Regions from separate parts of the Homo sapiens genome. Here regions 1 and 3 are each linked to region 2. A link is a loop called in an ENCODE intact Hi-C map of the cell type or tissue named here. Cell type or tissue: OCI-LY7. All regions are shown on one strand. Region 1 overlaps LOC105374329 (a long non-coding RNA gene). Region 2 overlaps ADCY3 (adenylate cyclase 3). Region 3 overlaps NCOA1 (nuclear receptor coactivator 1).

Region 1 (8,000 bases), 420 kb after region 2:
ACGCTACCAAAAAGAATGAAGAAGCTCTTTATGTACTACATGCAAGTACATCCAAGATATCTTCAGTGAAAAGAGCAAGGCTCAGAAGGTCCATACACCAGTGTTGAGGCAAAGGGGGAATATAATACATTGTTTGCTTAAATATGCATAAAGTCACTCTGGGAGGCTACATCAAAAGCATGAAATGGATTAGCTCTGGGGAAGAGAATTGGGCACCTGGGAAACAGGAGCGGGAAGGAAAGTTTTCACAAACATTTATTTGTACCCTTTGAGCTTTCAGCCATGCGAACAAATTTCCTATTAAAAATAAAACATGGCCAGGCATGGTGGCTCCCATCTGTAATCCTGGTACTTTGGAGACCAAAGTGGGAGGATTACTTGAGGCCAAGAGTTCAAGACCAGCCTGGGCAACATAGGAAGACCCTGCCTCTACAAAATCTAAAAAAAAAAAAAAAAATTAGGCCAGGCCCAGTGGCTCATGCCTATAATCCCAACACTGTGGGAGGCTGAGGCGGGCGATCATTTGAGGTCAGGAGTTCGAGACCAGCCTAACCAACATGATGAAAACTCATCTCTACTAAAAATACAAAAAAATTAGCTGGACGTGGTGGTGTATGCCTGTAATCCCAGCAACTCGGGAGGCTGAGACAGGAGAATCACTTGAACCCAGGAGGCGGAGGTTGCAGTGAGCCAAGATTGTGCCACTGCACTCCAGCCTGGGCGACAGAGCGAGAGACTCTGTCTCAAAAACAAAAACAAAAAAATTAGCTGACTGTATGGCACACACCTGCAGTCCCAGCTACTTGAGAGATTGAGGCAGGAGGATTGTTTGAGCATAGGAGTTAGAGCAATGAGCTACAATTGTGCTACTGCACTCCAGCCTGTGTGACAGAATGAGATCCTGTCTCTTGAATAAGTAAATAAATAAATAAAACAGACCACCAGGTTTCCCTGATGTAGTACCACTGTGATACAAGACACAGGTGTTCACTTACGATAATAATCTTTCTTTAGCATAATCAACGTACTATTTACCACCATAAAGAAGCAGAGTTTGACTTACAGTTTCAATTGTGCATGAAAATAAATGACCTGTTTAAGGGGATAAACAGATGTATAAACTGATTGGCCACCTGTGTTACAATGGCATCATCATGGCCAGTCACAAAAGATTTCTCACCCTTTGACAAGAATGTGGACCCCTGGGGTGGAGTGTGGCAAAGGTCACTGTGGAGAAGGCCAGAGGCACTGACTTAGGAACAAAGCCTTTCTGAAATGGACAATGTCTTCACAGTGTCCTCCAATTCCAGGCACAAATGGCCCTCAGCCAAGCCCAGAGATTGCAGTCACACAGCCAGGTCAATCTATCGTGCCCGTCTTAGTCCATTTTGTGCTGCTATAAGGGAATACCAGCGACTAGGCAACTTATAAAGAAAAGAAATTTATTCTTCACAGTTCTGAAGGCTAGGAAGTCCAATATCAAGGTGTCAGCATCTTGCAAGGGCCTTCTTGCTGAGTCATCCCATGACAGAAGGTGAGAGGGAAAGAGAAAGATGCTTAAACAAAGCAGCAAATTTACTTGATTATGTAACTGAAAAGTCTGGAAATAGGGCTTGCTGCTATCTTGGCTTAAAGGTTGAAATGTATCACGAGGGTCTGCTTCTCTCTCTCTCTCCCTCTCTCTCTCTCACCTCTGTTCTCAGACTGGCTCCCACTGAAGATGTCAAGATGGCTGCAGCAACTTTGGGCCTCACATTCCCTCAGGTAAAAATCTAGCAGGACAGAGAAAGAATCTTTCCCTCAGAAGTCCCCAGAAAAATGACTGATGAATGGAAGCCTCATTCATAGCCAATGAGAAGAAATGATACTTTTGCTGGAAATGCAAGCTTTGGATTGATTTAGATCAGAAGCTCTGTGCCTGAGCTAAGGGTGAAGCCCCGGCCAAAGCAGCCCCACTTGGGAGGCAGAGGCATGGATTGCCACAAAAGGGTGGCTGCCTGGTGGGCAGTAGAGAGAACAGCTGTCAGTAAACAGCTGTAGCCTAAGATAATTGGCGTGCAACAGATATCCAGTAGGAATGAGGATCTGCCAAGAACAAGAAGTACACTGAAAGAAAGAGGATAGAATATAGATGTTTATACCTATCACTTGACATTAGTGTTTCAAATTAAAGAAGTCAATATTTCTAAACTTGATATACAATTTCAAAAAGAAAGAATAATTAATGTTTCTGGACGATATGCAATTTCAAAAAGAAAGAATAATTGCTTTATTCTTTGAAATTAAAAAAACTTCATAAAATTAGCTGTAAAAAGAAAACTTTATCTTGGGAATTACTGCAGATATGATTACTCTCATCTAAAAGCATGAAGAAATAAAAGACAGTGATGGGAATCAGCTACTGACAGTTCTAGATGGAATGTCTAATTTGAAAATGATTTCTTCTTTTCCATGTAAGGCTCTTCCATAATATGTAAATTGGAGGTGATTCGTACAACTCACGTCGTGGTAAAATAATAGCTAGAGTAAGAAGTTTGGGTTAGAAGTAGAATTACTTTTAAAAATAGTTCTACTGTCAGTTTCTATACTCATCAAACTTTTAATGGCAAGACATTTAGTACAAGAATTCTTCTAAATCACTGCAGAGAATTAATAATTACCACAAGAAGAAAAACAGTTTCTGAAGAGGTGACGTCCTGCCCTTAGACAAAGGGTCTGGTGGATTTAGCATATAATCTCTCCTGAGTGTCTCTGGCAGGCACTATTGGCAGCCTACTCAATGGCTATACTTCACTTCTTTCTCACCTAAAAAAATCAAGTACATAAATAAAAGCCCTATTCTGACCAGGCAACCATGTGCCCAGCTTTAGGTTCTAAGTAAATCGTGGTTCTCTAACTTTTCTTTTGTCAGTCTAGCGATGGACATGTAATTAAATTCTGACAGAAGAAGTCTCCTGGGGGGCCCAGTTTAAATTCTTGCTTAGGGGGACTTGAGAAAGCCCTTTTGCTCCAGCCTCCTTCCTGCCTTCTTAAATGTGGCCCTCTGAGGATATAATGTTTAGAGCAGCTGCTCCATCTTGTGGTCAGAAGAGGAAAGCCATGGAAACCTCAAATTTGTGCCTAACACATCTACTCCAGGGATTCCAGACGTTTTGCTAAGTGGCATATTATGGGTCACATGGGTTGAGCCACTTTGAATTGGATATTCTGTTGATTTCAACCAAAGTCATTCCTACATGATATAGCTCCTCCTCAAATTTCCGATCTGTGGTTGCCATACTAAATACCACATATTGGCTGGGCGTGGTGGCTCACGCTGTAATCCCAGCACTTTGGGAGGCTGAAACAGGCGGATCACTTGAGGTCAGGAGCTCGAGACCAGCCTGGCCAACATGGTGAAACCCCATCTCTACGAAAAATACAAAAATAGCTGAGGCAAGAGCATCACCTGAACCCGGGAGATGGAGGTTGCCGTGAGCCGAGATTGTGCCACTGCACTCCAGCCTGGGCGACAGAGTTTCAAAAGACAGAGTATATAAAAATACCACATACTAATTTTGGAGGTTATATATTTGCCTTGCAAAGGCTAAAATAAAGGACCAACTTTCAAAAAACCATCCTTAAAGAACAACTATTTCTTAAACTATCCTATTCGTTTAAATTTGGGCTAGCGGTTTTTTTTTAAACAAAAATATCAAGCCAGATTCTTTTAATCATTTCCTTCAGAAAGCCGTTAAATAAATGTATTAGTAAGATAACATCCTCGCACAGCTGACACCTGTCCTCCTGCTTCAACTATGACAATCTGTGAAATCTGAGGAGGAAAGTGTTGAGCTCATGATAAAGAAGAGCTTTCACTGGAAGCCATGCAAAGACACAACAGGCTGCTCCTGAGGGCAGAGGGAGGCCTCACCATGAGAGGCATCTAGGCATGAACAGCCCGAAAGGACTTTGTGAAGGAAGCTTAAATAACACATAAAATCCAACCAGGTCATCTTTAAGCTTCTCCTCAACTCTGAAGTTCAAGGATTGCATGTTCTTGTATCTCAATTCTTCAAACTGGAAAACAAACATCTTTTGTGCTTAATTCTGCAACTCTGTTTTTTAGGGGTTTTTTTTTGGTTTCTTTTGTTTGTTTTTTTGGGGGGGAGGGGGACTGAATCTCGCTCTGTCACCCAGGCTGGAGTGCTGTGGCGCGATCTTGGCTCACTGCAACCTCTGCCTCCTAGGTTCCAGCGATTCTCCTGTCTCAGCCTCATGAGTGGCTGGGATTACAGGCGTGCCCCACCACACCCAGCTAATTTTTGTTTGTTTGTTTAGTAGAGACGGAGTTTCACCATATCGGCCAGGCTAGTCTTGAACTCCTGACCTCAAGTGATCTGCCTGCCTCGGGCTCCCAAAGTGCTGGGATTACAGGCATGAGCCACTGTGCCCAGCCTGCAAAACTGTTTTTAATGCCATCTACTCTCCTTGAACATTTGATATATACACATTTTTTTTGCCTTCTAACTCAGGGGTACCTAACCCCCAGGCCATGGACCAGTAAGTGGCATATTATGGATCATATGGGTTGAGCCACTTTTAGTTGGATATTCTGTTGCTTTCAACCAAAGTCATTCCTACATGATGTAGCTCCTCCTCAAATTTCTGATCTGTGGTTGCCATATGAAATACCACATGCTAACTTTGGAGGCTATATATTTGCCTGACAAAGCCTAAAACAAAGGACCAACTTTCAAAAATCCAACCTTGAAGATGGATTTGCCATCTCTGCCTCCTGTCAGATCAGTGGTGGCATTAGATTCTCATAGGAGCACAAACCCTTATTGTGATCTGCACAAGCAAGGGATCTAGGTTGCGCTCCTTATGGGAATCTAACGCCTGACGATCTGAGGTGTAACAGTTTCATCCGGAAACTACCCCCACCCTCCCATCCCCATTCCGTGGAAAAACTGTCTTCCACAAACTGGACTCAGGTGCCAAAAAGGTTCCGGACCGGCCGGGCGTGGTGGCTCATGCCTGTAATCCCAGCACTTTGGGAGGCCGAGGCGGGCGGATCGCGAGGTCAGAAAATTGAGACGATCCTGGCTAACATGGTGAAACCCTGTCTCTACTAAAAATACAAAAAAATTAGCTGGGTGTGGTGGCAGATGCCTGTAGCCCCAGCTACTCAGGAGGCTGAGGCAGGAGAATGGCGTGAACCCAGGAGGCGGAGCTTGCAGTCAGCCCGAGCCGAGACAGTGCCACTGCACTCCAGCCTGGGCAACACAGCGAGACTCCGTCTCAAAAAAAAAAAAAAAAAAAAAAAAAAAAAGTTCAGGACTGCTGTTCTAATTGCCTACTCCCCATCTTTAATATCATGTAACCCAAATTCTATACCCCACCTTTGTACTAAAAGCATTCTTACTTTACCAATGACTTTGAAGATTCAAGCCAACTCAACACATTTTTCATCATCTTTATCCTCCTTGAACTCTCTGCTACATCTAAGCCTGTTTTCCAACTTCTGCTTGAAACTCTCTCCTTCCTTCAGTGACATTCTAGACACTTGAGTTTGTGTTTTGTTTTGATTGTTTTTCTTAGTCTTTATCAAGATACAACCGAAGCTGGATGCAGTGGCTTATGCCTGTAATCCCAGCACTTTGGGGGGGCTGAAGTAGGAAGATCCCTGGAGCCCAAGAGTTTGAGACTAGCCTAGGCAACACAGCGAGACTCCATCTCTACAAGTTTGTTTGTTTTTTTTTAAGTAGCTGGGCCTGGTGGTGCACACCTATGGTCCCAGCTTCCTGGGAGGCTGAGGTGGGAGCATCGCTTGAGCCCATGAGGTCGAGGCAGCATGTGAGCCATGATCACACCACTGCACTCTAGCCTGGGCTACAGAGTGAGACCCGTCTCAAAAACAAAAAATTAATTAAATTAAAATAAAAGGTATAACTGAATCATCTGGGGAACATTTAAAAATTACACACATCTGGCTGGGCATGGTGGCTCATGCCTGTAATCCTAGCACTTTGGGAGGCTGAGGTGGGAGGATCACCTGAGGTCAGGAGTCCGAGACCAGCCTGACCAACATGGTAAAACCCCATCACTATTAAAAATACAAAAACTGGCCAGGCACAGTGGCCTGTAACCCCAACACTTTGGGAGGCCGAGGCGGGTGGATCACGAGGTCAGGAGTTTGAGACCAGCCTGACCAACATGCTGAAACCCCGTCTCTACTAAAAACAAAAAAAATTAGCTGGGCATGGTGGTGTGCGCCTGTAATCCCAGCTGCTCAGAAGGCTGAGGCAGGAGAATCTCCTGAACCCGGGAGGCGGAGGATGTAGTGAGCAGAGATCAAGCCACTGCACTCCAGCCTGGGCGACAGAGCAAGACTCTGTCTCAAAAACAAACAAAACAAAACAAAAATTACACACATCTAAGTTCCAATCCAAGAATTCTGATTCAGTGCATCAAGTGTGGGGTGCCTTTGGCCAAACACTATGTTTTCAGGGTATACATTTCTCCTAATCCCTTCTTCCATCAATTCTGCTTTGTTAACAGGGAAAAAGTCGGTCATGGCTATTGGTTAGGCTGCCAAGATCTGTTCAATATTATACGGTTAAATTTGGATTTTTAAACTAATGAGGAAAAAATACTTGTGTTATTAAAGAGTGACCAGAGGAACTTTCTTCTCAAGTAGGAAAAAAAAATCCACTAACTATAAAGAAAATGATAAATTAAGCCACATTAAAATTAATAACTTTGGCTTGGCCCGGTGGCTCACGCCTGTAATCTCAGCCCTTTGGGAGGCCTAGGCAGGCAGATCACGAGGTTAGGAAATGGACACCATCCTGGCTAACACGGTGAGACCCCGTCTCTACTAAAAATACAAAATAAAATTAGCCAGGCATGGTGGCACTTGCCTGTAATCCCAGCTACTTGGGAGGCTGAGGTAGGAAAATTGCTTGAACCCGGGAGGTGGAGGTTGCAGTGAGCCAAGATCGCATCACTGCACTCCAGCCTGGGCGACAGAGCAAGACTCCATCTCAAAAAAAAATTAATTAATTAAATTAATAACTTCTGTCCATCACAAAACACCATGAAGAAGGTAGAAAGGTAAGCCATGGAATGGAAAATTATAGTTATATCAAATATTCTTGAGAAAGAACTTTAAAGAACTCTTACAAATTAATTTTAATTATTTGTATTTATTTATTTATTTTTGAGACAGGGTCTCACTCTATCGCCCAGGCTGGAGTGCAGTGGCTTGGTCTCAGCTCACTAACCTCCGCCTCCTGGGTTCAAGCAATTCTCCCACCTCAGCCTCCCAAGTAGCTGGAATCACAGGCATATGCCACCACACAGGCTGGGCGCGGTGGCTCACACCTGTAATCCTACCACTTTGGGAGGCCAAGGCAGGCAGATCATTTGAGGTCAGGAGTTTGAGACCAGCCTGGCCAAAATGGCGAAACCCCATCTCTGCTAAAAATACAAAAATTAGGCCCGGCGTGGTGACTCACATCTCTAATCCCAGCATTTTGGGAGGCCAAGGGGGGTGGATCACAAGGTCAGTTCAAGACCAGCCTGGCCAAGATGGTGAAACCCCGTCTCTAGTAAAAATACAAAAAATTAGCTGGCCATGGTGGCGGGGGCCTGTAATCCCAGCTACTCAGGAGGCTGAAGCAGAGAATTGCTTGAACCCAGGAGGCGGAGGTTGCAGTGAGCCGAGATTGCACCACTGCACTCCAGCCTGGGCGACAGACCGAGACTCTATCTCAAAAACAAACAAACGACAATTAGCCAGGTGTGGTGTCATGCACCTGTAGTCCCAGCTACTCGGGAGGCTGAGGCAGGAGAATCGCTTGAACCCAGGAGGTGGAGATTACAGTGAGCTGAGATGGTACCACTGCACTCCAGCCTGGGTGACAGAGCAAGACTCTGTCTCAAGAAAAAGAAAAAATTATGATTCTGCTGGGTATGGTGACATGTACCTATAGTACCAGCTATTCAGGAGGCTG
Region 2 (8,000 bases):
ACAGGCTAATGACAAACTATGTGACCTTCATGGTGGGGGAGATTCTGCTCCTCATCCTGACCATCTGCTCCCTGGCTGCCATCTTTCCCCGGGTAAGAGGCACTTTTCTACTGAGCTCAGAAGCCTCTGGAAGTGAGTGGCACTCCCTGTAAAACTGGGCAGTGATGGAGTTATTCTTTCTGTCAAATCTGACAGGCAGACACTCCTCTGTTAGGACGGTCCAGGCACTTGCCCATCCATTCATTCACCATCAGCAGAGCACTCCCTCTGGCTGGGCCACCAGGCTGTGGCAGGCTGTGGTGGGCCACGGCTGGGCCGTGGTGGGCCTTGTTGGGCCGTGGCGCTGCAGCACGTATGAGTACGGCAGAGTCTGGGTAAACAAGAACCTGGGTAGAGAGGAAGTGGAGGGCCGGCTGGAAGGTGGGTTGGCCCCGATGGTGAAGGCCCTTAGAAGCCAGACTAAAGGGATTAAAACTTTCTCCTGTAAGGCACTGAGGTACCAAGCAGAGTTTTTTTTTTTTTTAATCAGAATGACAAAGGTAAAGCAGTGTTTAGGAACATAAATCTGACAGGTGGCTCGCCAGGTCACTTGGAGCCAGGATAGGCAGGAGTAGCTGGCCAGAGACGAGCAGCCCTGAAAACTGTTCCTGCCCTGGCCTCACCTCGTCACCACGTCTGCTGTGGAAAGGGCTGCGACCTGGAGGCTGTGCTGTTGAACAGGCACATCGAGGAGGTCCAACACAGCGTCAGAACTCCCACGCCCTCTTCTCAGCTCTGCCCCTTGGTCAGCTGTCAGGTGACTCCCAGGCAGAGTCCGTTTTGAGGCTCCTGGGACTGGAATACGGGACCAGCCTGAGTTGCTGTCAGTCACGTCGCAGGAGAAAGGACTGGCAAAGGCTCATGGCCCTTGAAATTCTGTTCCTTCTAGGCCTTTCCTAAGAAGCTTGTGGCCTTCTCAACTTGGATTGACCGGACCCGCTGGGCCAGGAACACCTGGGCCATGCTCGCCATCTTCATCCTGGTGATGGCAAATGTCGTGGACATGGTGAGCTCCTGCTGTCCTTGTTGAAGGGACGCCCCTGTTCTCAGTGGAGAAGGGCTTCTGTTTGGGTCACACAAGCAGTTTCTCAGTCCATCCCTCCACCGTCATGTAGCTTTGGAGTGGCTCTTAGGTTCCCAAACACATCATCCCCACCTAGTGGAAGGAGTCTTGTCCCTGTCATCCAGGGAGCCTCTGGGATGGACTTGTTTCCTTGAAGCTCCTCTCCCAGAGTCCGAGAGCACAGTTCCATGTGCCCAGGCCTGTGCTAGGTACCTTATGTATGTTGATTCATTTAATCTGTGAAAAAGTCCTGAGCAGTTGTACCAGTATCTGCAGTTTCATAGGGAGAAACTAACTCTCAAAAAGGGTAATTGGTTGGGCGCGGTAGCTCACGCCTGTAATCCCAGCACTTTGGGAGGCCAAGGTGGGCGGATCACGAGGTCAGGAGTTCGAAACCAGCCTGGCCAACATGGTGAAACCCCATCTGTACTAAAAATACAAAAATTAGCCAGGCATGGTGGTGCACACCTGTAATCCCAGCTACTTGGGAGGCTGAAGCAGGAGAATCGCTTGAACCCAGGAGGCGGAGGTTGCAGTGAGCCGAGATTGAGCCGCTGCACTCCAGCCTAGGCGACAGCAAGACTCCGTCTCAAAAAAAAAAAAAAAAGGTAATTCACTTGCTCTAGGTCACACAGCCAGGAAGTGACAGAGTCCAGAATGGAGGCAGTTCTAAGTCCCAGTCCTGTGTATTCTTCCTCCCTGAGGGGGCAGCCAAATGCTTTCTTGGGGAAAAGGGACAGGAGTTGGGAGCCCAGATCTATTGGTTTAGAACCACTGGGCACGTATTGAGCACTACATGCCTGGAGCTGTCATCAGTGTTCTCTTGTCAGTTGTCACGGCCTCCTCTAATTGTGGTAGTACCATATACACTATCTTCCTTTTTTTTCAAATATAATGTTATTGTTGTACTTTAACAATTGGAGCACACGGTGCCGGGCGCAGTGGCTCACGCCTGTAATCCCAGCACTTTGGGAGGCCAAGGCGGGCGGATCACGAGGTCAGGAGATCGAAATCATCCTGGCTAACACAGTTGAAACCCCGTCTCTACTAAAAATACAAAAAAATTAGCCGGGCGTGGTGGCAGGCGCCTGTAGTCCCAGCTACTCAGGAGGCTGAGGCAGGAGAATGGCGTGAACCCGGGAGGTGGAGCTTGCAGTGAGCCGAGATTGTGCACTGCACTCCAGCCTGGCAACAGAGTGAGACTTTGTCTCAAAAAAAAAAAAAAAAAAAAAAAAAAAATTGGAGCACACAAATACAACCAACATGGAGACTTATTCTGCCAGTGGTATAAGTGAAAAAGCTCCAGGGCTGCAGCTAATCAGAAGTCCAGTGGGGGGCCGGGCGCGGTGGCTCACACTTGTAATTCCAGCACTTTGGGAGGCTGAGGCAGGCAGATCACTTGAGGTCAGGAGTTTGAGACCAGCCTGGCCAAGATGGTGAAACCCCGTCTCTACTAAAAATACAAAAATTAGCCAGCCACAATGGCACGAGCCTGTAATTCCAGCTACTTGGGCAGCTGAGGCAGGAGAATCGCTTGAACCTGGGAGGTGGAGGTTGCAGTGAGCCAAGAATGCACCACTGCACGCCAGTCTGGGCGACAGAGCGAGACTCCATCTCAAAAAAAAAAAAGAAAAAAAAGAATAAGTCTACTGGGAATGAGGAGTTAGGGGCTCCAGAGCCTACCTTGGCCAGGGGTTGCTGGTGCCCACTACCCAGGGAAGAGAAGCCCCAGGCCCCCTGCATGTCACAACATGCCTGGAACCTGGCACCCAGGTGTGGAGGTCACCACTGCATGGGGTCCTGGACACTGTACAGGACACCTGGAGATGCTGTCACTCATGGAGGGGTAAAAAGCTAGGGAGGTGTAACAACTGCTCATGCTAGAATGACATGGCGGGAATCGCGCAAGCAAGACAAGGTTGCCCTGTGGGTGAAAGTTACAAAAAGGGGGGGTTGATTCCGGTTCTGGATGCGCTTTCTCCCGGCCGCATCTGCCCAGTAGCAGAACCAGTAAAGAATCCAGAAGGCAGTGAACATCCCCCCAATGGAAGGATTTGGGCAGAGACTAGCTGTCATCACGGGGAGGCTGTGAGTGGGGCTCATGGTCCCGTGGCCCCTCCTGAAGCAACAGTGTGATATGGGGAAGAACATGTTGGATTTGAAGCCTAAAGACTTGGCTCCTACTTTTGGCTTTTCTGCTTGCTAATTGTGTTTGGGCAAATCTGGCCCGAGTTTTCTGTACAATAGGGACAGTACTAAAAATACTCGAGAGAGTTTTTGTGAATGTCAAATGAGGCAACGGCGAGGCTCTTAGCTGCAGTTACTAACTTTCATATGATTAGTCCCTGGTAAATTTCCCCATCTTTCCCGGTATTTCTGGGGGAGCCGCGGGAGGTGGCAGCTGAGCGTGCACTACCATGCACAGCCCTCTGTGACCAGCACCTGCTGTTCTCTTGAACGTGTGTCCCTGCCCGCCGTCCTGGCCTCCAGCTCAGCTGTCTCCAGTACTACACGGGACCCAGCAATGCAACGGCAGGGATGGAAACGGAGGGCAGCTGCCTGGAGAACCCCAAGTATTACAACTATGTGGCCGTGCTGTCCCTCATCGCCACCATCATGCTGGTGCAGGTCAGCCACATGGTGAAGCTCACGCTCATGCTGCTCGTCGCAGGCGCCGTGGCCACCATCAACCTCTATGCCTGGCGTCCCGTCTTTGATGAATACGACCACAAGCGTTTTCGGGAGCACGAGTAAGATGAAGCGTGACTGGGGATCTGTATTGTCTCCTTCCTCCCGCCCGCAAAGTCCTCAGTTCAAGCTCATGGGCCTGTGCTGAGGTGGCTTTCTGCCACTAGGGGTCCTCAAAGGCTTGTTCAAGAACCAGTTCCTGGCTGCTCACAGACGTATCACTGTTTGGCTAGGACCTGAGAATAGATTCTTCCCATTCTCCCCGAGTGGAGGACTTGGGATACCCCGGTGCCTGGCTGGGCATCAGGCTCTTGTTCCCAGATGGGGCCTGACTGTGCTGTTATCTGTCCAACAGCTTACCTATGGTGGCCTTAGAGCAGATGCAAGGATTCAACCCTGGGCTCAATGGCACTGACAGGTAAGGGCCACGGCTTCCCCTCCTGGCCTGCACTCACAGCCCTTCTTCTAGAGACAGGAATATAACAGGCCCAAGCCCCGGGATCTCACCCTCCCGGGAGGCACGTGACCTGATACGTGCAGGTTAGAGAAGCTGGCATGGGTTCCTCCAGGAGGGCTGCAGCAGTGCAGTGAGGAGGGAAGGAAATACCAGGTGGATGGCAGCTGCATGTAACTGGCTGGCAGGACAGACAGGCAGCAGGAAAATGAGGAGGGAGGAAGACGCTTTGGATTTGGACCTGGCTTCTGAGCCTGCAGCAGGCAGTAATTCTCTGTGGGTCACAGGCAGGTCCGTTTCCATGAGTTGCAATTTCATCTCTTGAGGAGGATACTGAACCAGAAGTTCTCTAAGGTCCCTGCCAGTGCCAAGGTTTTAAAATTTTATGATTCCATGACTTGAACAGACCTTCAAGGAAGTTTAGAAATAAAAAGATGACCTAATAGAAGAGGGGTAAAACCTGCATAGCCCTTAGCAAAAGAAGAACTCTAAATGGCCACTAATAAATGGCACTCAAGTAATCAAGGAAATGCCAGTTACACCCTAGTGAGATACCATCACACACGTACCGGTCCAGATAACTCTGACAATATCAAGTACAATAGTAACTCTTACACTCCTGGTGGGAGTATGAGTTAGTACAACCGTGTTAGAAAATATTTTGATCTATTTAGTAAGGTTGAAAATAAACCTGTGTCCCAGCAATTCCACTCCTACATACACACCCACGCAGACGTGTGTATATGTGTATATATATATATACACACATCTTAGAGAAATTCATGCACATACTCATGTCCCAGGATATATGTATGAGAATGTCCAAAGTGGCACTGTTCGTAATAGACATACCCCCTCCCCCAAAACAAATGAAAACAACCCAAATGACATCAACAGGAAATGGATACATAACTGGTATATTCATGCAGTGAAATACCATACGGTAATGGAAACTAACCACAGCTCCACATAAAAATATGTATGAACAAGGTAAAAAGCCATGGTGAGATTGTACCCCAGTCCCATGGCTATGAAATCCCATCACTGATGTCTCTTGCTTCTCCAAATTCCTGCATGGTTGTAGCTACCTCTGTGATCAGTCAGGCAATGCAGTGTTTCTTAAATACCTGGGGAGCAGCCCTGATGTGAATACCAGGTGCAGCCAGGAGGGGCCAGGGGTTGCCTGGCTGTTGGAGAGGAGCCCAGTGAGTTAAGAAAATTTTACTGCCCGGGGGAGCCCGACTTGATGTGAAAGGGCCTAAGGAGCCGGGGTGAGCTCTAGGGCTGGGGTGGCAGGAAGCAGCACCATCTAGTTGGAGGGAATCAGGCCCCCTCCAGGAGGCAGATGACAGCCCTTTCAGTTGCACACGCTCTGCCCAGCAGGCTGCCCCTGGTGCCTTCCAAGTACTCTATGACGGTGATGGTGTTCCTCATGATGCTCAGCTTCTACTACTTCTCCCGCCACGTGAGTGCCGCCTGCACGATCCCCGCTCTGTGCCCACAGCCCACAGGGCCTCCTGAGAAGCAGCCCTGGGACCTAAGAGCCCAAGCTCCTAAGGAATGGGGCTTCCCTTCACCCAGCCCCACACGTGAGCCTGGTCAGGCCACCGCCTTCTCTATTCAGGCTCCTTCCTCAGTCACACAGGAAGACAGTTCCTCACCTCTTCCGTCCGACCCCCTCCAGGATGGTGAAGGAAGCATGGGAGTGAAGGTGGGAGGGGATAGAGTGAAGGCACAAACATCTTGAATCAAATCAATATCCCCTAGGCCAGGGGCTCATGGCCCCCGCACTCCCCGTGGCGCTGAGGGACATTAACACAACTGACCACAGAGCCAGAAGAGAAAGAGAAGGGAGCTGATGGACTTTCTGTTGGGTTAAAAGGAAAAGAGAAGGCCGGTGCAGTGGCTCATTTTGGGAGGCTGAGGGTGGAGGATCACTTGAGTCCAGGAGTCTGAGACCAGCCTGGGCAATATGGTGAAACCCTGTCTCTACTAAAAAATACAAAAATTAGCCAGGCATGGTGGCCCGCACCTGTAATCCCAGCTACTTGAGAGGCTGAGGCAGGAGGATTGCTTGAATCTAGGAGGTTGAGGCTGTAGTAAGCTGAGATCACACCACTGCACTCCAGCCTGGGTGACAAAGTGAGACACCCCCCCCGCACCCCCCCCCCCCCCGCCACAACCACCGCACTCAACCGGACAAAAAAGGAAAAGAGAAGGAAGAGAGGGAAGAGAAAGATCCTCTGTACTTAGGGCCCAATGTTAGTTCAAGTGCCCCCTACTGGCTTTCCAGGGAAGTACAGCCTTCCCAAGCCACTTCTTACCCAAATGGCGCCTGCTAGAAAGGGGGACTCCACCCTGAGTTGGGAGATCCCCACTGCTGCCACCTCCACGAGACAGACCTGCAGCTGAAATTAGGTCCCAAGAGGCCCCCTACACACGGAAGGCCTCCTGGATCTCTGCTGTAATTACGGAGGCTGGGAACCGCACCACTATTGGGTGGCCTTTTGATGAGGTGCAATCTTTGCAGGGTCTTACTTCCCTTGCCATTTAGCCATCTTCCTTCCAGCCTTTCCAAGGGGAGTTCCTCCATTCACGTTCCTGTTTTTCTTCTTTTTTTGAGACTGAGTCTCACTCTTTTGCCCAGGCTGGAGTGCAGTGGTGCGATCTCGGCTCACTGCAACCTCTGCCTCCTGGGTTCAAGTTGATTCTCCTGCCTCAGCCTCCCGAGTAGCTGGGATTACAGGTGCCCGCCACCATGCCCGGCTAATTTTTGTATTTTTAGTAGAGACAGGGTTTCACCATGTTGGTCAGGCTGGTCTCGAACTCCTGACCTCAGGTGATCCGCCTGCCTCGGCCTCCCAAAGTGCTGGGATTACAGGCATGAACCGCCACGCCTGGCCATTCCTGTTTTTCATCCTTCTATCCAGTGGCCAGCTTAGAGCACATGCCTCGCCTTGTCTGTGTCTGTAGGTAGAAAAACTGGCACGGACACTTTTCTTGTGGAAGATTGAGGTCCACGACCAGAAGGAACGTGTCTATGAGATGCGACGCTGGAACGAGGCCTTGGTCACCAACATGTTGCCTGAGCACGTGGCACGCCATTTCCTGGGGTCCAAGAAGAGAGATGAGGTGAGGGGTGTGGTCTCAGCCCGGAACCATGAGGCCATTTGTCTCCATCTGTTCTTTCTTTCAGGCAGCCCCCGCTGGGCCCAGGCCTTCTCAGGGACAGGGGACTGGGGCCTAGGTAGGGCTGAACCTAAACAGCAAACACAAATAAGCAAAAGAGGAATTTCTCCGGCCTCTTATAAAGTGCACTGCTGTAGGCATCGTGATGTGGGCCGTACAGCTCTGAGGCCATGTGTCAGAAGACAAGACTTTGGCTAGAGCCCACCTTTCTGTTGCCTGTGAACTTCTCCAAACAGAGTGGTTCCCAGCTCTACGGTACCCTCGTCTTCACAGCTGGGGCTGTTAGAGGAACTAGAGAAGCTGTTTTAAAATTTATTCAAAGTAGTGGCCGGGCACAGTGGCTCATGCCTGTAATCCCGGCACTTTGGGAGGCCGAGGCGGGTGGATCATCTGAGGTCAGGAGTTTGAGACCAGCCTGGGCAACAAATAGTGAAACCCTGTCTCTACTAAAAAATACAAAAATTAACTGGACGCGGTGGTGCACACCTGTCGTCCCAGCTACTCGGGAAACTGAGACAGGAGACTCACTTGAACCCGGGAGGTGGAGGTTGCAGTGAGCTGAGATTG
Region 3 (8,000 bases), 210 kb after region 2:
ATAAAGGATTCTGGAATCACTAACACATTAATGATAGTGGAGTGTATGAGATGACCAACAGAACGTGTGCAGAAAGAGAAGAGAATGGATTACTATGGAAGCACTGCAATATTTCAAGAGGGACACTGTTACAGCTGGAAGAACAAGTAAAAAAGAGAGAAAATGGATAGAGGTAAAAGGAAAACCAGCAGAAGTTGAGGTGGAGAGATCATAACGTTCAGTTTCGAGAAGGATTTTTGTACCTGCCAAAACAATCACAACAAACTCTTAGAAAAAAGTGCCCAAAGGTAATGAAGAGTCTGCTAAAATTTAAACCCCAATTAGGCATGAATACTCTTCTCTCAAAGGGCCCTGAAATTCAACATACCCCAACAACACCACAGTCATTGGAGCAACATGCTTTTATGTTCAACATTTCTACCATCCTCCCCAACTTCATACCATAAAGATGCAAACAAGTATTTGATGGTAAGTTTGTAGGACAGTATTATAAAGTCTCTTTTTGAGGGGTGGTGTCTAAAACTGTATCTCTCCATCCAAGGTTTTGGCTACTCCTAGTATACTAAGATTTGTCATCACAGTAAACATGTCTATGTTCACAATTTCGACCTCATTTTATAAACTTTCCAAAGTATCGCTTTCAGAATCAATTTTTTACAGACTGGATTTCATTTTTCCCTTCCTCTTTCTAGCCTCTGCTAAATCCTCAGGGATTAAGAGCTTAAGTCCCCTAACAACTGTTTTCCAATGTTTCCAAATACCCACACTAACTGCTCTACTTTCCTCAGTTCTAGTCAGGGACTGCTCATGTCCTGAGCAGGACTACAGTACATATAAAAAACTACAGTACTTCTAGGTAGGTGTCATACAGATATGCAAGTAGGAGATCAAAAGTGTACTCTTATATCAAGTCACACTCATCAGGTTACCAAAACATGCAGAACTGCTGCCTCTGTTTTGGGGGTATTTTTAAAGACCAACTTCATTTATTTTCCTATAATCCCCGATATCATTTTATCCATTACAACATCATCTTCCTTCCCCTAGACTCACATTCCTCCCCTTCCAAGAAATTCTTTATTCATTCCCTTTCACTTTTCCCAGTTTTGCCAAAAGAAATGGTATTTCTCTTGCATTTTTAATATGCTATTTTATTGGGAACATTGGAGAAAGATGGAAAGAAATCTCAACTATCAAATCCATACAAGAGCAACAAACGGTATCAAATTAAAACTATGTACTATGGTAACTATGTAACAAATTATTTTTCATCATCTGTGAAAAAGGATGGTAGGAAAAGGGAAATGTGCAAATAGCAGACACAACTCATGATGAAATTCACCCCACATACAAATCATCATTTCCATCCTCTGAAGGTTACTATTCCTTTGTTTCTCTTCTCTCTTCCTCTAATGTATAACCTAATGTGACAATGCTACCAAGTAACAAGCATGTAGACTCCAAAAAGTGCTATTTGATAGAAAATTCAGTATTACATATAAAGAGTGCCATTTTTATTTTACTTTGAAAAATTGTCTGCTTTAGTAAAAACTGAACCTAAAAGTAGGCTCTTAATATTCTAACACTGTCCTTATAAAAGTTTCCTAAGATCCCTGATCTTTTCATAAATGTTGGATGAATGGAACACCTTTGTAGTAATGACAAATTTCAGCCAGCCTTTACTTTTCCTCCTATCTGGACTTACTACTCTAATCCCTCACATTCTCATCCTCTTCCCTCTAGAAAGCCATTCCTCATCTGCAATGGTTTGGCTGAGTAACCCTCCTATGTGTCCTAGCATCTAACAAAAAAAGTAACTGTGTATGTATCTATCTGATTATATAGATAAGTTAACTGCAAGCTTCTTGAAAGCAGTGAGACTATGTCTCACTCACCGTTTTATCTCCAGAGCCTAGGACAATGCTTGGCACTTGTTAGATTCTCAACATTGACAGTCAGCATTGGCCCCCACCAGCACCATCGACCAGTACCCATCAGCTATTCCATCAACAACGTCCTAGACTAAGGCTTACTACAATCTCCTGCAGAGAAGCCAACATAACTTCTTAGAGGATTCCTTAAGTTCTGATACTAACCATCTACTGTGTGCCAAGCAATATATTACAGGTTCTATTTTATGTTATTTCTTCAAAAACCCCATGAAGTAAAAATAGTTATCCTCCTTTACCAACAAAATAATAAGAGGTCTGTGATAATTTACTTTCTCATAGCTACTAGTAACAAGCAGTTGAGCAGAGATTCATGCCTAAGTCTATCTGACTGTAAACTGAGGCCATTTCTACTGTGTTATTCTGCTTCCTCAATACCTACACAAAATCAACATAAATACATAATTTATCCAAATATATTTTTCTTGCTATATTCTGTAATGTCACAAACCCTTTGGGAATCAATAAAATTAACTCTGTGAATCACCTGGAAGACTGTAAAGATGGTAGGTTAAGATTACATGCTCTGGAATCAGAATGACTACTTGGATTCAAATAACAATTCTGCTACCCACTAGCTATATAAACTTGAATAATTCAATTTCTCTGTGCTTTGATTTGCTAATCTCTAAAATGGGAATACAAGTGGTAGCTATAGGATTCTTGTGAATAATAAATGACAAGATATGTGAAGGACTTAGAATGGAGCCTAGCATATAACAATATTAATACTAACAGCTAGAATTAGTGCATGCTTACAATATATGTTACCTTATTTTCAATAAACACTAGCTGTTATTATTTAATTATCTAAGTTTACATGAAGAAATAACTTTTTCTATGTCAGTGGTTCTCAGACTTGCAGTGCATCAGAATTATCTAGGAGGCTTTTAAACATACCCACAGGCCCTGCACCCTAGAGATTCTGACATGTAGGTGTGGTTGGGCTTTAGAAACTATTCTTTTGAAAATTTTCCAAGAGGATTCCCACTGCCTGAGATATGAGAATATGCTGGGCTAGAGATCTTAAAACATTTCTATTTTAAACGTCTGATATAAAGAATGAAAATGGGCTAGGTGCAATGACTCATACCTGTAATCCCAGCACTTTGCAAGGCCGAGGCAGGCAGATCACTTGAGCCCAGGAGTTCAAGAGTAGCCTGAACAACATGACAAAACCCTGTCTCTCCAAACAAAACAAAACAAAAACAAAAAAGTAGCCAGGTGTGGTGGTGTATACCTATAGTCCCAGCTACACAGGAGGTTGAGGTGGGAGGATCCCCTGACCCCAGGTGGTTGAGGCTGCATGCAGTCAGCTGTGATCACACCACTGTACTCCAGCCTGGATAACAGAATGAAACCCCATAGCAAAAAAAAAAAAAAAAAAAAAAAAAAAAAAAAGAATGGAAATGAATCGATACAATAGGCAGAAAAGCAAGTAATAAAGCTTCCAGATACTCCTGGGGCATATATGAATCCTAGTAACCTAGGGTTGGAAAGGATTGAGAAAAAAGTTTAGGCCTCTGAAAGTCAGGTAAGACACTATCAGACAAAGACAGGGCCCAAGAAGGACAATAACACCAGGAAAAGGGTAAATTCAAACATTAAAAACACCTTCAAAGGCAAACATCAAAGAAAACCTCTTGGCCTTAGCAAAGACATCATGAGGATTTGGTGCCTGAATCATCTATGCTATGTGAATACTCCTAAAACTCAAAAGTCGGGGTGCAGCAGGACCTTCTCTGCTTCACACCCAGGCAGATCTCCAGGTAACTGGAGCACCCATTCACCGGGATCAGCAGGCTAAGCCAGCCCACTCTCCCCATGCCAAGACCATGGTAAAGCAGGGCACTCTCTGCCCCATTCCCGGGCATAGCTTCAGGCAGTCAGAGGACCCATTTGCATGGATTGCTAGCCTGAGACACCCCATCCTTCCTGTGTAGAGATTGTGGTACAGCAGGGCCCTCTGTACGCAGCACCCAGGCAGATCTCCAGGTACCTGGAGTACCCACTCTCCTGGATTAAGAGTTCAGGCCTCCACCCCTGCCTGTGTAGAGAACTTGGGGCCAAGGAGGTTTGCCAGCTCCATGCCTAGGACCACCTCTGGGTGCTTGGTGGCTGCCCATTGGCTTCTCCCTCAGTGTTAGTGATTGTGCCTGCCATCAGGGGACTGTAGGTGGCCTGGCCCCACTCATCTTGCTTCCCACTCCCCTGGGGCTGAGCAAGTAGCTCAGACCACTGTGCACTCCACGTATCAGCCCAATGCCTGAGGCAACAGAGAGCTTCTTCCTGTAAACAAGTATCAAGTGTATACCTAGTCACACTGGCTACAGCTGGCTAAGTGATCTTACCCGTAAGCGCCATCTACTGGCTTGTAGGTTGAACCCTACAGCCCAATATAAAATCTGCCCAAAGAAGTACATAGGCTATAGAAGCAAAGCCAAAAGATGCTACCCAGCATTCTCTACAATCATATCCCCTAGGGAGTTGGGGAATGGAAAGGGAAAGAAAAAAAAAATATTACAGGGACAGGAACAAAAAAAGAAAAAAATCCTACCTGCATGAAAATAATTACAAAAATCAAAAGTGCCAGTGTCTCCAGATGAGAAGGAACCAGTGCAAGAATTCTGGCCAAACGAAAAATCTGATCGTAGTGACACCACTCAATAATCACACTAGCTCTCCAGCAATGGCCCCTAACCAAAATGGAAACTCAGATATGACAGATAAAGAATTCAAAGCATGAATTACAAGGAAGCTCACTGGGATCCAAAAAAAGGTTGAAAATCAACACAAAGAAACTTCTAAATCATTCTAAGAAATGAAGGAAGCGGTAAATACTTTAAAAAGAAGTCAATCAGAACTTCTGGAATTGAAAACTCACTTAAGGAATTTCAAAATATTAGGGAAAGCTTTATCAATAGACTGGACCAAGCAGAAGAAAGAATTTCAGAGCTTGAAGACTGCCCTTTTGAACTGATCTAGTCAGACAAAAATAAAGAAAAAAGAATTCAAAAAAAAGGAACAAAGTCTTTAAGAAATATGGGATTATGTAAAGCAACCAAATTTACTAATTGCTGGCATTCCTGAGATGGAGAAAAAGCAAACAACCTGGAAAACACATTTGAGGGAATAATTCAAGAAAATTTCCCGAATCTTGCAAGAGAGGTAGACATTCAGATACAAGAAATTCAGAGAACACCTGTGAGATACTACACAAAACAAACATCAATAAGAAATATAATCACAAAACGATTCAAGGTCAAAGCTAATGAAAAAGTCTTAAAGGTAGTCAGAGAAAAAGGTCAGAGGAAATCCCATCAGGCTAGCAGTGGACTTCTCAGCAGAAACTGTATAAGATTGGGGGCCTATTTTCAGCATTCTTAAAGTAATTCCAACCAAGAATTTAATATCCTGCCAAACTAAGCTTCATAAGCAAAGAAGAAATAAAATCTTTTCCAGACAAGCAAGTGCTAGAGAATTCGTTACCACTAGACCAGCCTTAAAAGAGATCTTTAAGGGAATTCTAAACGTGGAAATGAAAGAAAAATAACCTTCTACCACAAAAACACAATTAAGCACACAGCTCACAGACCCTATAAAGCAACCACACAATAGAAACTACAGTGACTAGCTAACAACTTCACAATAGGATCAAAACCTCACATATCAATATTAACTGTGAATGTAAACGGTTTAAATGCCCCACTTAAAAGGCACAGAGATGAATTGGATTAAAAAAAAAAGACTCATCTATCTGTTGCCTTCAAGAGACCCATCCCGCACATAACAATACCCACGGGCTCAAAGTAAAGGGTTGGAGAAAGATCTATCATGTAAATGAAAAATAAAAAGGAGCAGGGGTTGCAAGTCTTACATCATATAAAACAGACTTTAAAATAACAGTAAAAAAAGAACAAAGAAGGACATTACATTACAATAAAGGGTTCAATTCAACAAAAAGACTTAACTATCCTAAATATAAACCCACTGGAGCACCAACTTCATAAAACAAAAAAGGGAATGCTTATACATTTTTAGTGGGAATGTAAATTACTTCACCCACTATGGGAAACGGTATGGAGGTTTCTCAAATAACTTACAACAGAACTACCATTTGGCCCAGCAAACTCAATACTAGGTACATATCCAAAAGAATATAAATTGTTATGCCAAAAAGACACATGTACTCTTACGTTCACTGCAGCACTCTTTACAATAGCAAAAACATGAAGTCAACCTAGATGCCCAACAGTAGATCAGACAAATTAAATGTGGTACACGTATACCACGAAATATTATGCAGCTGTAAAAGAAAATAAAATCATGCCACTTGCGACAACGTGGATGTAGGCCATTATTCTAAGCAAATTAACAAGGGAACAGAAAACCAAATACTGCATGTTCTCATTTATGAGTGGGAACTAAACACTGGGCACTCATGGACATAAAGATGGCAACAATAGACACTGGGACTAACAGAGCAGGGAGGGAGAGATGGGAGCAAGGGTTAAAAAATTAACTGTTGGGTACTATGCTCACTACCTGGGTGACAGGGTCATTCACACCCCAAACCTCAGCATCACACAATATACCCATGTAACAAACCTGTACATGTACTCCCTGAATCTAAAATAAAAGTTAAAAAATTTTTTAAAAGGGGAGAATTTCAAGTTAAAACCTATGTTCATAGACCCCTAACTCCAAGCACATAGTAGAAGGAAATAAAAAATCTTCCCTGGAGGAATGCACTGTGAACTCAAGTCTAAAGAGTTCCACAGTTACACAGGGTTCCAGTTAAAAAAAAGAAGTTCATGATTCAAAAAAAAAAAACCACAATAAATACAAGTAAATAAGGCACTATTAGAAAGAGCCAGAGAAAACAAACAACAAAATTTGTTGTAAAATTTCAGATATTAGAATTATCAAATATAGAATATTAAATATGTTTAATATATTAAGAGAAAAAGATGGAACAAATAAAAATACTAGTAAAGCTCGAGAGAATATAAAAAATGAATGGGCAAATCTGAAAAATAACCAAACAGAACTACTAGAATTGAAAAACATCACAAGTAAAATCATAATGGAAGAAGTAAATAAACAGAGTCAGTGAACTGTTACACAGAAATGACAAAACAATTCAGAATGCAGCGTAAAGGCTGGGCGCTGTGGCTCACACCTATAATCCCAGCACTTTGGGAGGCCAAGGTGGGCAGATTACGAGGTCAGAAGATCAAGACCATCCTGGCTAACACGGTAAAACCCTGTCTCTACTAAAAAAAAGAAAAAAAGAAAAAATACAAAAAATTAGCTGGGCGTGGTGGCAAGTGCCTGTAGTCCTAGCTATTCGGGAGGCTGAGGCAGGAGAATCGCTTGAACCGGAAGATGGAGGTTGCAGTGAGCAGAGATCACGCCACTGCACTCCAGCCTGAGCGACAGAGACTCTGTCTCAAAAAAAAAAAAAAAAAAAAAAGAATGCAGCCTATAGTCACAAAGAAATGCAAAATATGAAAGAAAGGTTAAAAGACATGGTAGAGAAAATGGAACAATTACTACCAGAAAGACTACATTCCCTGATCACAATGCAATGAAATCAAAGCCAATAAGAAAAAGACATAAAATTGTCATACATTTCAAAACTTAAAACCGTATCACTAAATAACATATGACTCAAGGAAAAAATTATAAATATTTTTAAACCCAAGAATGAAAAAATAATGAAAACGCTACATTTCAAAATCATAAAATGTAGTAAAAGCAATACTCAGAGAATGTATTCCCATCAATGCTTTCATTAGAAAAGAATGACTGAAAACTGAGCTAAATGTCTAAGAAGTTACCAGAAAGAATTTCCTCACCAAGAAAAAAAAAAGGCACAAATATAAAAGCACAAATTGATGAAACAGAAATCAAATGCACAATAAAGAGAATAATTAAACCAAAAGTTGGTCCTTTTTTATTTTTTAAGAGATGAGGTCTCGCTATGTTACCCAGGCTGGAGGTGCAGTGGCTATTCACAAGCATGATCATAGCACACTGCAGCCTTTT

What was found. A loop is a pair of places that touch in the nucleus more often than their neighbours do. Peaks named below come from ENCODE experiments on the same cell type or tissue, not always from the same donor. Only the 100,000 strongest peaks of a DNase experiment are listed, where the experiment ranks them.
Region 1: a loop joins it to region 2, with 8 times the contacts of the local background. A loop is called at or near these places in 109 of 110 quality-filtered maps.
Region 3: it touches region 2 in a loop (17-fold over the local background); 18 of 110 quality-filtered maps call a loop at or near these places.

Annotation. Positions count from the first base shown.
Region 1 is chr2:24,405,198-24,413,197 of GRCh38, reverse strand. The region is part of intron 2 of LOC105374329 (a long non-coding RNA gene); the gene reads right to left. Among named protein-coding and RNA genes, the nearest start is that of ITSN2, 49 kb to the right of the region's middle. In OCI-LY7, CTCF peaks have their summits at 2,854 and 3,081 (motif pointing left); a DNase peak (open chromatin) is centred at 3,057.
Region 2 is chr2:24,823,754-24,831,753 of GRCh38, reverse strand. It overlaps ADCY3 (adenylate cyclase 3), which reads left to right. Exons shown (of 22, transcript NM_004036.5): 12 at 5-92; 13 at 929-1,045; 14 at 3,593-3,852; 15 at 4,146-4,208; 16 at 5,628-5,709; 17 at 7,218-7,376. Among named protein-coding and RNA genes, the nearest start is that of CENPO, 34 kb to the right of the region's middle. RefSeq lists enhancers at 5,170-5,728, 5,729-6,288. In OCI-LY7, CTCF peaks have their summits at 3,763, 3,963 (motif pointing right), 6,336 and 6,535 (motif pointing left); DNase peaks (open chromatin) are centred at 3,973, 4,283 and 5,343; H3K27ac peaks cover 1,944 bases.
Region 3 is chr2:24,609,550-24,617,549 of GRCh38, reverse strand. All of the region lies in intron 3 of NCOA1 (nuclear receptor coactivator 1), which reads right to left. Among named protein-coding and RNA genes, the nearest start is that of NCOA1, 120 kb to the right of the region's middle. RefSeq lists an enhancer at 4,155-4,204. In OCI-LY7, CTCF peaks have their summits at 4,129 and 4,328 (motif pointing left); a DNase peak (open chromatin) is centred at 4,289.